2 separate regions of the Homo sapiens genome follow, and region 2 is linked to region 1. Evidence: chromatin contacts called from ENCODE Hi-C or POLR2A ChIA-PET data. All regions are on one chromosome and are shown on one strand. Each heading gives the region's core, a stretch centred on a gene start or an enhancer-like site at or near the end of the contact. The rest is flanking DNA. Distances are from core to core; before and after follow the strand shown.

Region 1 (6,482 bases), core at 3,576-6,075:
AAATTTTGGCCATTTTTTCCATTTATTTCTTGCTTTCCTGTCTCAGAACTCCAGCAAATTTACATTAGATCACTTGAGGTTGTCCTGTATGTCTCTGAAGCTCTTTTCTTCAGTCTTGTTTCTGTTTTAGATTGAATAATTTGTATAATTTATTTGCAATTCACTAACTCTTCTGCTGTCTTCAGTCTGCTCATGAACGTATCCAGTGGACTTTCATTATAGTACTAGTATTTTTCACATGTAAAATTTCCACTTGGTTCTTTAGTATTCCTAATTCTCTGAGATTCCTCATTACTAATTATGAATATATATCCTTATAAGCATTTATAATAGCTGCCTTAAATACTTGTTTGCTAATTGTAACATGTCCTAATCAGAATCAGTTTCCATTGATTATATTTCACTTCTGTATGGGGTCATTTTTTTTTTTTGCTTGTCTAGTGATTTTTTATTACATGCTGGACAGTATGGATGGTACATTAATAAAGACTACGGATTTGGCTACATTCCTCAGAATAGTTAACTTTTGTCCTCAAGCAGCTCATTCGCCTGAACTGAAACTTCAAACCATCCTGTAATGGATAGCAGCCGAAGTCTCTGATTAGTTTTCAGCTTCCGGCTGCTGCCTTTCAATGGGCCCACTGGCGTCTCCCCTGCTGCACAAACCAACTAGGGATTTGAACAAAATTTCTGTTCAGAGGTTGAGATTTGCTCCTTCTTCAGTTCCCCTCTTTCCAGAATTCTTCTCCTAACTTTCTTAACTTTTGCTCTGCTCTGCCCACCCCATTTCTGTCCTTGACATCTCAAGCCACTGAAGATGCAGCTTTCTGCCACCCCTAACCTTCTGAAGAATGAGGACTGCCTTCAGGCAAAAGGTGCAAACTTGTACATCTTGAAGTTCTCTTCTTTTAGGGGAAGACGACCCTCCAGTTTATGCTTTTGGTTACTCTTCAGGCCTTCAACTAGCTTTTTGTTTGTTTAACTTTTTGTTCATTCACACTTCATGATTGTTAACCTGGAGGGAATTAGTCTGAAAAAGGAAAAAAAAAATCCACTATTACTAGAAACTAGAATTTTACTATAGTTACTTTGAAACTCCAAATCAGTGGTTCTCAAACTTAACTGAACACTGGAATCACCTAGAAAGCTAAAAAAAAACAAACAAAAAACAAAACAAAACAAACAAAAAAAACTGTGGCCTCGAGTTGGGAATTTTTAGAAGATCTCTTAGTGATTCCAATGCATAGACAAGATTGAGAACCATTGCCTTAAATAATTCTTTAAATCAGCCATTGTTTCTGTCCTTATCCAGAACATGGGGAGTTGACCGTTCTTTTTCCAGACCTAAAAACAAAACAAAACAAAAATTGTTTCTGTAGTCTTTTTTGTTTGGACAGAAGGACTGAAAATTAGAGTCTTACAGAAATGTAATTTGTCTTACAGAAATATAATTTGCTGTAGAATTATTTTGTCACCCAGGTCAGCTTGTTCAATTAGAGTTTAGCATAAATTTGATATTTGGTACTATATACACATAGCTCATACCATATGTAAAGCTAAGCCTCTGAGTGATAGACCCCAAAACTTACTGCAGGAATACAAAATATTCATTTGTATTCAATCAAAAAGTAAAATTTATCTCTGGAAACTGGCCAGAGAGCAAAAAGCAATGTTTAGAGATCAGTTTTAGGTCTCATTCAGCTCATTAACAGGAGAATGTGTCAAGTCTTAACCTCCAAAAATCGTGACCTCTAATTAAAAACAGGCTATGTTCTGGGCTGAGTTTTATGATTCAGAGGCTGAAAAGAGAGACATTCAACAAATGCTTTGTGGCTGAAAGAAGAGCAGTAACTTAGGGTTGATGGTTACAATAGCACAGCTGGCAAAGAAAGGAAGCATGAGAAATCAATGAATAAAAATAATAAGTAGTACAGAGATTTAACTAAATATCAAGGAAACGGGGTTTTTGAATGAAATGTGTTATAGACATCAATAGAATGTGCAACCTTTGAAGCACACTGTGGGTGACTTAGAAAGGAAACCAAATCCAATGATGGAAATTTACTCAGGTTTAGAAGGAACATATTTATAGACAAATATTTAACATAGAGGTAAGGAAAATAAAACCATGGAGGGATTTCAGAAGATAAATTGTTACTCTAGGAAGTGTCAGCTTGTTTTGTTTTTTAAAAATATTCCAAACTATTTTCCTTTTTTTTTTTCCTGAGACAGGGTCTCATTCTGTCACCCAGGCTGGAGTGCAGTGGCTCAATCTCGGCTCACTGCAACCTCCACCTCCCAGGTTCAAGTGACTTTCCTGCCTCAGCCTCCCAAGTAGCTGGAATTACAGGCGTGTGCCACCACGTCCCACTCTTTTTTTGTATTTTTAGTAGACACAGGGTTTCACCATGTTGGCTAGTCTGGTCTTGAACTCCTCCTGACCTCAAATGATCCACCCGCCTTGGCCTCCCAAAGTGTTGGGATTACAGGCGTGAGCCACCGTGCCCAGCCTCCAAATTATTTTCTTTATAAAGAAAATTACTGAAACTTGAACATATTCTTATTTGATCAGATCATTCTAACTTATGATCTTAGGACAAATTCAATTCTCCTATCTTGTCTCAAATTTTTGCTAATATATATTTTAATACTCTAAAGGCATAAATTATCTCCATATAAATTGTAATGTGAGGATAAGGCTTTCAGAGACTGTAAATAGGTTGAAATGCAACAAAAGGTACACATTTAAATTTTTACATATGCCTCTTTTAAAAAATTATCCTGTTTAACAAGTCAAAACAACTTTTTGACTGTTACCTAGTCTGATTATTAATGTTTTATTGCTTTTAATTTCTTTCCAATGATTTTCAGGGATTTTTTGGTGGTGGTGGTTATTGTTTTGAGAATGGATCTTGCTGTGCCACCCAGGCTGGAATGCAGTGATGTGGTCATAGCTCATTGCAGTCTTGAACTCCTGGGCTCAAATGATCCTCCTGCCTCAGCCTCCTGAGTACCTAGGACTACAGGTGAGCTCCACCAGGCCTAGCTTTTAAAATTTTATAGAGATGAAGTCTCGCTGTGTTGCTCAGGCTGGTCCCAAACTCCTGAGCTCAAGCAATCCTTCTGCCTCGGCTTCCCAAAGTGCTGGGATTACAAGTGTGAGCCACTGTGCCTAGCCTGATTTTCATTTTGAAATTTGATTTACTTGAATGATTCTGTGAAAAGCCCAAGTGTATTACATTAGTCAACATCTTTTCCCAGCTGAGCGTGGGGGCTTACCAGTCTGGGCAGCATAGCGAGATCTTGTCTCTACAAAAAAATTAAAAATTAGCCAGGCATGGTGGTGTGCACCTTTAGTCCCAACTACTTGGGAGGCTGAGGCAGGAGGATTGCTAGAGCCCAGGAGTTTGAGGCTGCAGTGAGCCGTGGTTGCGCCACTGCACTCCAGCATGGGCAACAGAGCAAGGCACTGTCTCAAAAAAAAAACCAAAACATTGGCCGGGTGCTGTGGCTCACGCCTGTAATCCCAGCACTTGGGGAGGCCGAGGCCAGCGGATCACGAGGTCAGGAGATCGAGACCATCCTGGTTAACACGGTGAAACCCCATCTCTACTAAAAATACAAAAAATTAGCCGGGCGTGGTAGCGGGCACCTGTAGTCCCAGCTACTCGGGAGGCTGAGGCAGGAGAATGGCGTGAACCTGGGAGGCAGAGCTTGCAGTGAGCCGAGATCGCGCCACTGCACTCCAGCCTGGGCGACAGAGCGAGACTCTGTCTCAAAACAAAACAAAACAAAACAAAACGAACAAAACATTTTTTCCCCTAGCCTGCTTGTACAATAAATCTACACAATCTAGAACATCATTTATTTTAAATTCTCTAATTAACAGCTTGATTCAGTCATTTCACAATGTATACACATATCAAAACACCATGTTGTATACCATAAATATATACTTTTGTTAATTGAAAAAATAAAAGTAAGAAACTTAAACAAAAAAATAGCCCAGCCAGGCGTGATGGCTCACATCTGTAATCCCAGGGCTTTGAGAGGCCAAGGTGGGCAGATCACTTGAGGCTAGGAGTTCGAGACCAGCCTGGCCAACATGGTGAAACCCCATCTCTACTAAAAATACAAAGATTAGCAGAGCATGGTGGTGCATGCCTGTAATCCCAGCTACTTGGGAGGCTGAAGCAGGAGGATCGCCTGGACTTGGGAGGCGGAGGTTGCAGTGAGAGGAGATCACGCCACTGCATTCCAGCCTGGGCAAGAATGAGACTCCATCTCAAAAACAAATAGATAAATAACAATAGCTCTTTCCATTATAGTGTTATTTTCTGGTATCATCTGTAAACCCAGTATTGAAGTGAAAGTGTTGGATTAATTTGAGAAGGAAAAGATGTACTTATCAAACACCTTATATTAAATTATTATCTATTATATTATTATTGTATTTGTTGAATACCACATATACATATTTAGTCCTCACAACCCTAATGGGACGTGTTATTCCCATTGTGTAGCTGAGGAAACTGACACTCTTCAAAGTTCAGCTTGTCTGTGGTTACCAGCTGTAATGGGGCCCCCAGTCATGGGGTGATTCTGTTTGCTCACACTCTTTCCACACCCTATCCCCGAAATGAAACAACTTGGAACTGTCTCCATTTTTATTATACTGTTCAATAAAAATTTGGGGGTTGCTTTGGCAGATAATCATATGCAAGCTCTATTTTCCAAATATCTCAACTTATTTTTCTGCTCTCTCGAATTCCTCCCTCCCCTCCCCCATTCCATTTCCTTGTGACCACATCTGCTTCTTGGAGAGACTTGCAGGATCTGACACATCCTCTTGGTTTCCTAAGTCTTATGACTAGCCAATGCCTGAAATAATGAACTCCTCCAAGGCAAGAAATCTGTTTTGAAGCTTCTCTGCGTAAGTATTAACACTTAATCTATTATTCGATGCATTTCATTTCCCTTTGTAGGTATCGGTTTTCTGAGCCTGCAGCCTTAGGCTAGTACCTTTTTTTTTTTTTTTAAGTTAGTTTCTGTTTTTTATTTGAGCTCTGTTAGAATCTTTAGATCTATCCAGTGGCTATAGTTTACTCTGTGCTGCGCCTTTCTGCTTTCTCTCTGCAAAAATTATGGCTTTTTAGCTATATTTCCCCAAACAGAGGTGAGGTACTGCTCTTATACAAATACTTGAAGTTATAAATCCCACCTGCATTAAAAGGAAAGTGAAGATTTATGACAATGCCTTCCCATTCTTCTCTTTCAACCCCAAAACCTCCACCATTTTTGAAACAAGGCAAGTTCTTTAGGGCTGGAGGTCTTCAATGGTATACACCATGAGGTAAAGATCAGCTTTAAAATAAATACGTACCTCCAAGGGAAGAAAATTGAACAGGCCATTCATTACTTTTCCTTCAGAAAGCTAAGGTACAACAGGAATAAACTTAACTTGTGAAGGTTTTATGAAAGGATTGCCACCTCCTGCCTTGATGAAAAGATTAACCTGATTTGGTGAAATATGCTGCTATTTGCAGGCAGGTGCTGGCCTGATTCACCAACTCTGTGTTAATTTGAGCCTGCAGAGGTACCTTTGATCAGCTCTCAGAGCCTCAGCAGTGGCTCAGGAAACATCAAAACGCTGTAGAGCAGGCTCTAATCTCAGCCTTCCTGTTTCTATGCTTGCTCACTAGGTTCACACACAGCAGCCTGGTTTCCTGGAAGGGCATTTTCCACATTGTGCGTTATGGATGATCATCCCAGGCATCAGGTGTGAAGCCCTGCATCCACATCCAGGGGCTATCAAATCTCTCTGCAAAAGGAGAAGCTGGACTCAGGCACGTTTACAGTGATGTGTATGCAGGTATATGTAAATTAATGCCTGCGTCTAATGCTGGAAGTAACAACAATTCAGTTCCGGGGAACTCTGTTGTCGTAATGCAGCTGCTAAGTGCAACATATTCTGTCCATGAAGTTGACACCTGGATAACAGGTTTGGGTGATAGTAACTGAGGCTTTGGCAGTGGATTGAGAACTCTGAGCTAGAAACATAATGGCAGTACCCTTTACTAAGCCAGGGTGGTAGGTCAGATAGCATGGGTATTTTTTCGAAAAGTTGAGCTCTTACCCTTTTTTTTTTTTGAGACAAGGTTTCACTTGTCCAGGCTGGACAATCATAGTTCACAGCAGCCTCACCATCCCAGGCTCAAGTGATCCTCCCACCTCAGCCTCCTGAGTAGCTGGGACTACAGGTGCACACCACCACACTTGGCTAATTTAAAAAAAAAAAAATGTACAGGCTGGGCGCAGTGGCTCACGCTTGTTATCCCAGCACTTTGGGAGGCCAAGGCATGGGGATCACCTGAGGTCGGGAGTTCAAGACCAGCCTGACCAACATAGAGAAACCCCATCTCTACTAAAAATACAAAATCAGCCAGGTGTGGTGGTGCGTGCCTGTGATCTCAGCTACTCGG
Region 2 (6,526 bases), core at 3,005-5,504, 33 kb after region 1:
CATAGGTCTTGCTTATGTACAAAAATCAGAAAAAGTGGCTCCTGTGCTTACTAATTTCCAAGGTTGTTGCATGTCGGTGAAAAGTTGGTGGGGATTAGGACAAAGCACTGTGGAAACAAATTTTAGAGTTGTGGCATTTTCAGGCAACAAATAAGTGCAAGTCCACATCATAAAAAATTCTAATTTACCCTTTTTGGGGGTCAATTTGTATTTTTTTTTTTTGAGACAGAGTCTCGTTCTGTCACCCAGGTTGGAGTACAGTGGTGCGATCCCAGCTCACTGCAGCCTCCACCTCTTGGGTTCAAGCGTTTCTCCTGCCTCACTCAGCCTCCCGAGTAGCTGGGATTACAGGCATGTGCCACCATGCCTGGCTAATTTTTGTATTTTTAGTGGAGGCGCGGTTTCACCATGTTGGCCGGGCTGGTCTCAAATTTTTGACCTCAGGTGATTCACCCACCTCGGCCTCCCAAAGTGCTGGGATTACAGGCGTGAGCCACTGCGCCTGGCCAAATTTGTATTTTTTTATATAAAGTAAGGTTTACAAATATGACCTAAATGAAAACCAGATAAAATTGACAATGGCAAATAATTACCAATTTTAAATGTGGCAAGAATGACAGAGACGGCACTAAAGGAGCTCAATAAAGCCTTGGGTTCTGGACTCAGATCTGTCTTTTAATCATTGTGGCACATTGGGCAAGTCACTAAACCTCAGTGAGGCACAGTTTTTCATTATTGCAAGGATGGAATGGAAGCCACAAAGCATTTTTCTGATTTTCCCTACACTTGAGAGTTGTGTAGGAAACAAAGTGGATGAAATGTATGCAAAGAAATCAAAGTAGGTAAAACTGACATGAATTTGCACATTTGAAAGGCTCATCACTCCTTCATAAGATAGACAGTTATTCTCAGCTTCTGAACTGAAACTTCACGAGTGGGATTATCAGAGTAAAAGGACTTTTTAGTTCTTCGGTATTGAAACCCCTTTAAACAGGATGTAAGTTCTCCCTACGTCATCAACAACGAATAGCACACGTGCTGTACAGTGAAAGTTAGAATGATACGCTTCTTAATTGCAGAAGTATTCCCGTCAAAAGACAATAAAGCATATTTTGGAAGAAGTGGGACTCTAGTAAAAACACACAGACCTGAAAGCAGTGCATTAATTATTTTATTAATTTCTTCTTTTTACATTATGGGAAACATTCATCTATTTACAATATTTTTTTGTTCACACACAATCTAGGTAAATAAGCCTATGAAATTCCAATTCATAAAGCCATAAAAATGTTCCCACCCCTCCATCTGAAGGCTTTCAAATGAATCTTTTTTTTCCAAACCAAAATAATTTTTAAAAATTACATTTGGGAATTCAGATATGCTAGTGATTTACATTCCAGTTATTTAAAATATGCATCTAGACATGTTTTAAAAAAGAAATGGTAAATTCACAAGGATAAGGCTTAAATGAAAGTGGTAATGCACAGTAAAACATTAAGGAAACATCTATAAATAACAGAAATATATTACAATAAATTAGTTCTATTTACCATTTCAAATATTAAAAATCTTTAATCCATTTCTTCATCTCTCTTTACAAAAAGGTTATGTGAATTGTATGGAAACATCTGCAAAAAATATAATAAATACTTAATTTCTTTGAACGTTTTTTGATGTGGGAGACAAACTTCTTTTGTAATCCCCCCCTCCCCAAGAAAATGCCCAACACCTTTATACCAAAGTTAAACAAAATAAGTAATTTTTCAGGGTACATACATTTTCCATTACGAACTAAAAAACATTTCTACAAATTACATCAAAAAGAACAATGTAACAAAGGTTATGCTCATGAATGTCAGTTTCAGGGGTCAAGCAGCATTGTGTGGGGTCATGTTCTAACACCAATAATTAGCTTTTTATAAAGTGTTTGTACAATTTAAATTGTATTTTCAAGGAAGGCAAAGATCATGATGCCCTGTAGGCCTTGAGCTAAAAGATTTAAAATTCTTACCAAAAATAGCTTATGAATATACAAATGCCGTTCACTTAGACAAGATAAATAGGCCTTCTCTTGTCTCTCTTTAAAATATCATGGGCTAAATTAGTTTCCAAAGAAAATATTGTAGGATGATCTTGAGTCGTATTAGAAATCTATTTCTTAATCCAAATCTCAACTCTACCTCAGGGCACGGAGCTGTAATTGTGAGCATGGGTCTTGGGATGAACGCTGCTTCTTTCATATTAATCTGTGAGTTCCAAGTCATTCTCAGTATTGAATGTGACCATAGGCTACCCAAGTGGCAGTTGGCCCTACTCGATGCAAGCTTTGTGTGACTTTTAATTGCTGCTACAAGGTAAAGAAAAGGTGTATTCTTTTTAAAACTAGCAAATACTTGAAGCTCAAAATCTCTGTATGCTCCAATTTCACAAAGCACTTTGAGTGCTTTGTTCACCCTAGTTAAAAGTTGGTTCGTTGGTTTCAAAATAAGTGAGTAGCCCTTTTCTTGTAAACCACAGCAGTAAACATTTGTGCCCTGTTTATAAAGGTAGCTCAAAGCATCGATGGCTCTGAGAGGTAGCGAATTCTCTAGTGGTTTTAGAATATGTCCGTGAAAATATCTGTTGCTAGAACCCATCACCTCTCTTAATTTCATAAGTAAAATTAAATTAGCACCTGGCTATGAGAGTGTATTATTTTAAAAAGCTTCTCTGGTGCAAGCATGTTTGATGTATGTTTTTAAAAGTCTTTCGTTTTTAATTTCTAATGCTTTAGGATGTTAGCTGGACATAAAATGCCATTGATACTTAAGATTGCCACATCCTAAGTGTTTAAACTGTGACGAGTAAGGGCATTTAAAGACAACTTCAGCTAGACACCGATGCATACTGCCCATCAATCAAGACTAAAAATCTAAATCAACACTCTCTGCCAAAAGCCTTGACTTCTTTCAGTGTTTATGAATCATGACTCCCCCCACCTCTTCATGGCTGTTGACCCTGGCAGGTCGAGTTTCTTCTCTCACTACCTGGAACCTCAAGATGACAGCGGCAGCTCTTTTGAATGAGGCAGCATGTCTATTGGGGCAAAAATTTATTTTAGCCATTTGACACAGGACAGAATCCTATGCTAGGTATTACTGGACTCTGCAGTAGTGAGAGGAGATGAAAGGAGAAAATATATCTGAAATACGAACTACTTGGGTTAAAATAGACGGATGTGTAGCATTCAAAGGGATGGTAGGAAAACCCAAACTCTTCTCCAAAAACAGCCTTGCTGCCATTTACAGCGCTTTATAAGCAGATATGTACTTATATATGTGGAATCAGGTAGGCCCACCTGGATGGACACTTAACAAATTAATAGAACCAACACTTTCCCTTTAAAAACAGCCGCCACGACAACAATATAAATATACACAGTACAATAAGAGTTGAGAAAACATTTCAGGTCTAGATTTTCTTAATAATAGAACAAAAAAATCCCTTATGTAGTATACTAAACCATCAGTGCCTCCTTTGCCTTGCTTCATGTTATTGCCTTTCAGAATAGATTAATTTCCCTGAAAGATCGAATTTACAATCTTCTGCTGATTGAGACATTTGAAGCTGTGATTGATGAAGTAACAGTGAGGCAGTTTGTGCAGCTGTGAGTGTGCAGGTGCCCCCAGCACCTGCAGATTTCGCTTCTCCCATCCTTGCTACACATCCAGGTCCCCCACCCCCAGGCCAGGCTTGGTCCCCTCTCTCTGTGTCCCTCATGGATTCCAGTGAGATGGTGTGATTTCTGAGGTTGGGAATAAAGTGCTCCATCTGCTTTTTTAAAAGAATAACCATTTAGGGGAAATAAAGGGAATCGGAGGCCTAGTTTCTTTCACGTGGAAGACGGTAAGTCCCAAAGGATCACCCTGTGATACTGGATTTCTGAAATACCCTATGGTTTTATATTGCTGAACAGACTAGCTCGAGAGAACTGAGGACGGCGGGTGACCTAAAGGCATCACTTCTACACAGGTGGGTTTGGCTTTGCCCAGAAAATAAAGGGTTGGATCTCAGTATGAGGCAGGGCGACGGCATCAGGACAGGGGGCGAAGCTCGGTGAAGAAGGAGATGGGCAAACGGGTACGGGAAGTGGGGGGCTGAGGGGGGCCCGGGGGGCGGCTCCTGCGAGGTGGACAACTACACCGCGACAGTGGAAGTCACCGAGCTCGGGAGCGGACGGGCTCGGAGGGGGAGAGGCAGCCGGCAGAGGAGCGGCCGGGGGAGGAGGGGACAGATGCTTGGCGGCGGCGGCCGGGCTGCGGGGCGCTCAGAGCCGGGTCTGCGCCTCGGGGATGTAGATCTCGATGCTCTCGGCGCTCTCGGTGGCCGAGTTCTGGCGGACGGACGCGGCGCGCTTGGCGGCCATCAGGCGCTTGCGGGCCTCCTGGCGCTGCGAGCTCTCCAGCGAGCGCTCCCGGATCAGCGGCGCGGGGCCCTTCGCCGGCTTCTTTGGCACTGGAGGAGGGGCCCTTCTCTCCTGATCAAAGCAGAAGGTTCAGGACATTACACAGCTTCTCAGGACAAGCTTGGGAAAAACTGGGATAGGTCAGTAGTTAGAACACACAGTTTTTTACCTAGGGGTGGTTAGTTCTGATCTGCACACTGCATATCTACTTTTTTCTTCATTATTCTGGCTTGGGCATTCAAAAGATGCAGAAAAAAAAAAATCCCGGTAAGCTTAAGGCCCAGGGTAAGGCTGGGTTGCAGAACTAGGTCTCTCCAAGGGAAGGAAGTGGGTATTTTAAAGGCCCCCTGCGGAAAGCCTGCGGCTCCCAGCACATTGAGTGCGGTTCTCTCTGGAGACTCCAGACTCCTCCTGGTGCCAGAGATGGGCCAGGAAGCAGCGGCTGCAGCAGCATCTTAGAACCCCTGCATCCCCTCTAAGGATGCAAGTCACCGGGTGCAAGCTTGGTTCAGAGCTTAAAAACATCTCCGCTCTGTCCCCGGCCCGCCCACCGTCCCCTTCCCACCAAACCTAAATAAACAGAGGAGGAAGAAGAGATATCAGATTGTGTTCTTTAGCTTTGTTGGTGCTACACCAGGTTAGACCCTTTTGCACACCACACACGAACACACAAGCAATATACAATATACAGGGTCACGGGAGAGGGAGGCCATTGATATTTCCTACACTCGAGAGTTAATTAAGTCAGTTCCAAGGTGACTCTGACTAGGGGCCTCGGGATAACTGTGGTGGCCCAGGAAGCAATTCCAATCACAGGGGCAGAAACTGTGCCATGAAAAGTTGACACAGGATGAAAGAGGTCATTCCTCTTATCAGCAGCAAACTATGAAATGGGCGGATATTTTCAATGCCACTGCAAAAACAAAAGACAGTCATCTCTTTGGCATTAAAAAAAATGCAGCAGGAAAGAATGGCGTCTAGACCACAAAGGATTTTTAGGCAAAGAAGGTTGAAGTTGTAGACTGTGAAAGGGTGCACATAAAACTGATGTTTTCATTTTAAATAAAATACCCTCCATTCTCATAAAATGAAGCGTGAACATTATCTTAAAATATAGTTTCGGTGATTCTCCAAAGAGTACTCTTTGTATCTTAACACCAATGCTCAGCACAGCAATTCCTCCCTGCTTGCCAGAGCAAGTGCCTAGTTCAACTTCTCACCCTGGAGCTACCCCACCGGCTGTCTAAGGTGGAGTCTGTGTGGCTTAAAAGAGAAAAAAGGAGAGCCTGGAGTGCAAACTATATTCTCCCAACTCTGATTGTGCTTGTTCATTTTTCTCCTCAGGTTCATGGGGTGATGAAAAGCTCTGATCACAGGCAAAGTCCATTAAAAACCGTAAAAATCAAGCTAACTAATGATTTACTATGTAAATATCAATAGGTTACATATATCAATTCTTAGCATCTCTTCTTTTAGACATTTTAAATCTTCATTGTGGAATAACTCAGTGGATATTTTTAGAAATATGAATATTGGATATTTTTTAGTCATTTTCCTTTCCTTATACATTTGGATTTTTTAAACAATGATTACTATTATTATTATTATTGAGACAAGCTCTCGCTCTGTCACCCAGGCTGGAGTGCAGTGGCGCAACCACGGCTCACTGCAGACTCAAACTCTCCGAGTTCAAGCAATCCTCCCACCTCAGCCTCCCAAGTAGCTGGCACTACAAGTGTGTACCACCACGCCCAGCTAATTTTTGTACTTTTTGTAGAGACGGCGTTTCACCATATTGTTGCCCAGGCTGGTTTTGAACTCCTGGACTCAAGTGATCCACCCGCCTCAGCCTCCCAAAGTGCTGGGATTACAGACATGAGCCACCATGCCCAGCCAACAATGATTATTTAAAAAAAAAAAAAAAAAATTAGATGCATCAGCTCTGGAAACTAAATTACCAGTATGTGTGCATTTGTAGTGTTTTCTTAAAATAAGACTGATTTAAAGCTTATCTAGCAGATAGTTTTAAACACAGATTAAAGAAAACTAGATTGGGTACAAATGTTTGGCTTCCCAAGTGAG

What was found. Hi-C counts contacts between places; a loop is a spot of excess contacts on that map. ChIA-PET counts read pairs that join two places held with the same protein, here RNA polymerase II (POLR2A). Pooled maps may share reads with other maps.
Region 2: POLR2A ChIA-PET joins it to region 1 with 14 read pairs in OCI-LY7. The contact joins the enhancer-like site here to the promoter of GAPLINC in region 1. A Hi-C loop is called at or near these places in 6 of 168 maps with a recorded cell type or tissue (B cell, CD4-positive, alpha-beta memory T cell, PC-3 and 3 more) and 4 of 50 pooled maps. POLR2A ChIA-PET finds 5 or more read pairs at or near these places in 18 of 52 experiments (A549, AG04450, BJ and 14 more).

The regions. Positions count from the first base shown.
Region 1 is chr18:3,461,425-3,467,906 of GRCh38, forward strand. It overlaps GAPLINC (gastric adenocarcinoma associated, positive CD44 regulator, long intergenic non-coding RNA), which reads left to right and starts at 4,826. Exons shown (of 3, transcript NR_110429.1): 1 at 4,826-4,933; 2 at 5,703-5,872. It overlaps LOC105371965 (a long non-coding RNA gene), which reads right to left. Exons shown (of 3, transcript XR_935106.3): 3 at 420-1,030. RefSeq lists an enhancer at 5,329-6,016.
Region 2 is chr18:3,494,879-3,501,404 of GRCh38, forward strand. It overlaps DLGAP1 (DLG associated protein 1), which reads right to left. Exons shown (of 13, transcript NM_004746.4): 13 at 1,154-4,516. The coding sequence ends at 4,307. Among named protein-coding and RNA genes, the nearest start is that of GAPLINC, 32 kb to the left of the region's middle. Within about 2 kb of position 4,255, at least 3 of the 41 ENCODE cell types and tissues checked have a DNase peak (open chromatin) inside an H3K27ac peak, as active enhancers do; they include OCI-LY7, where a contact is called at or near this core.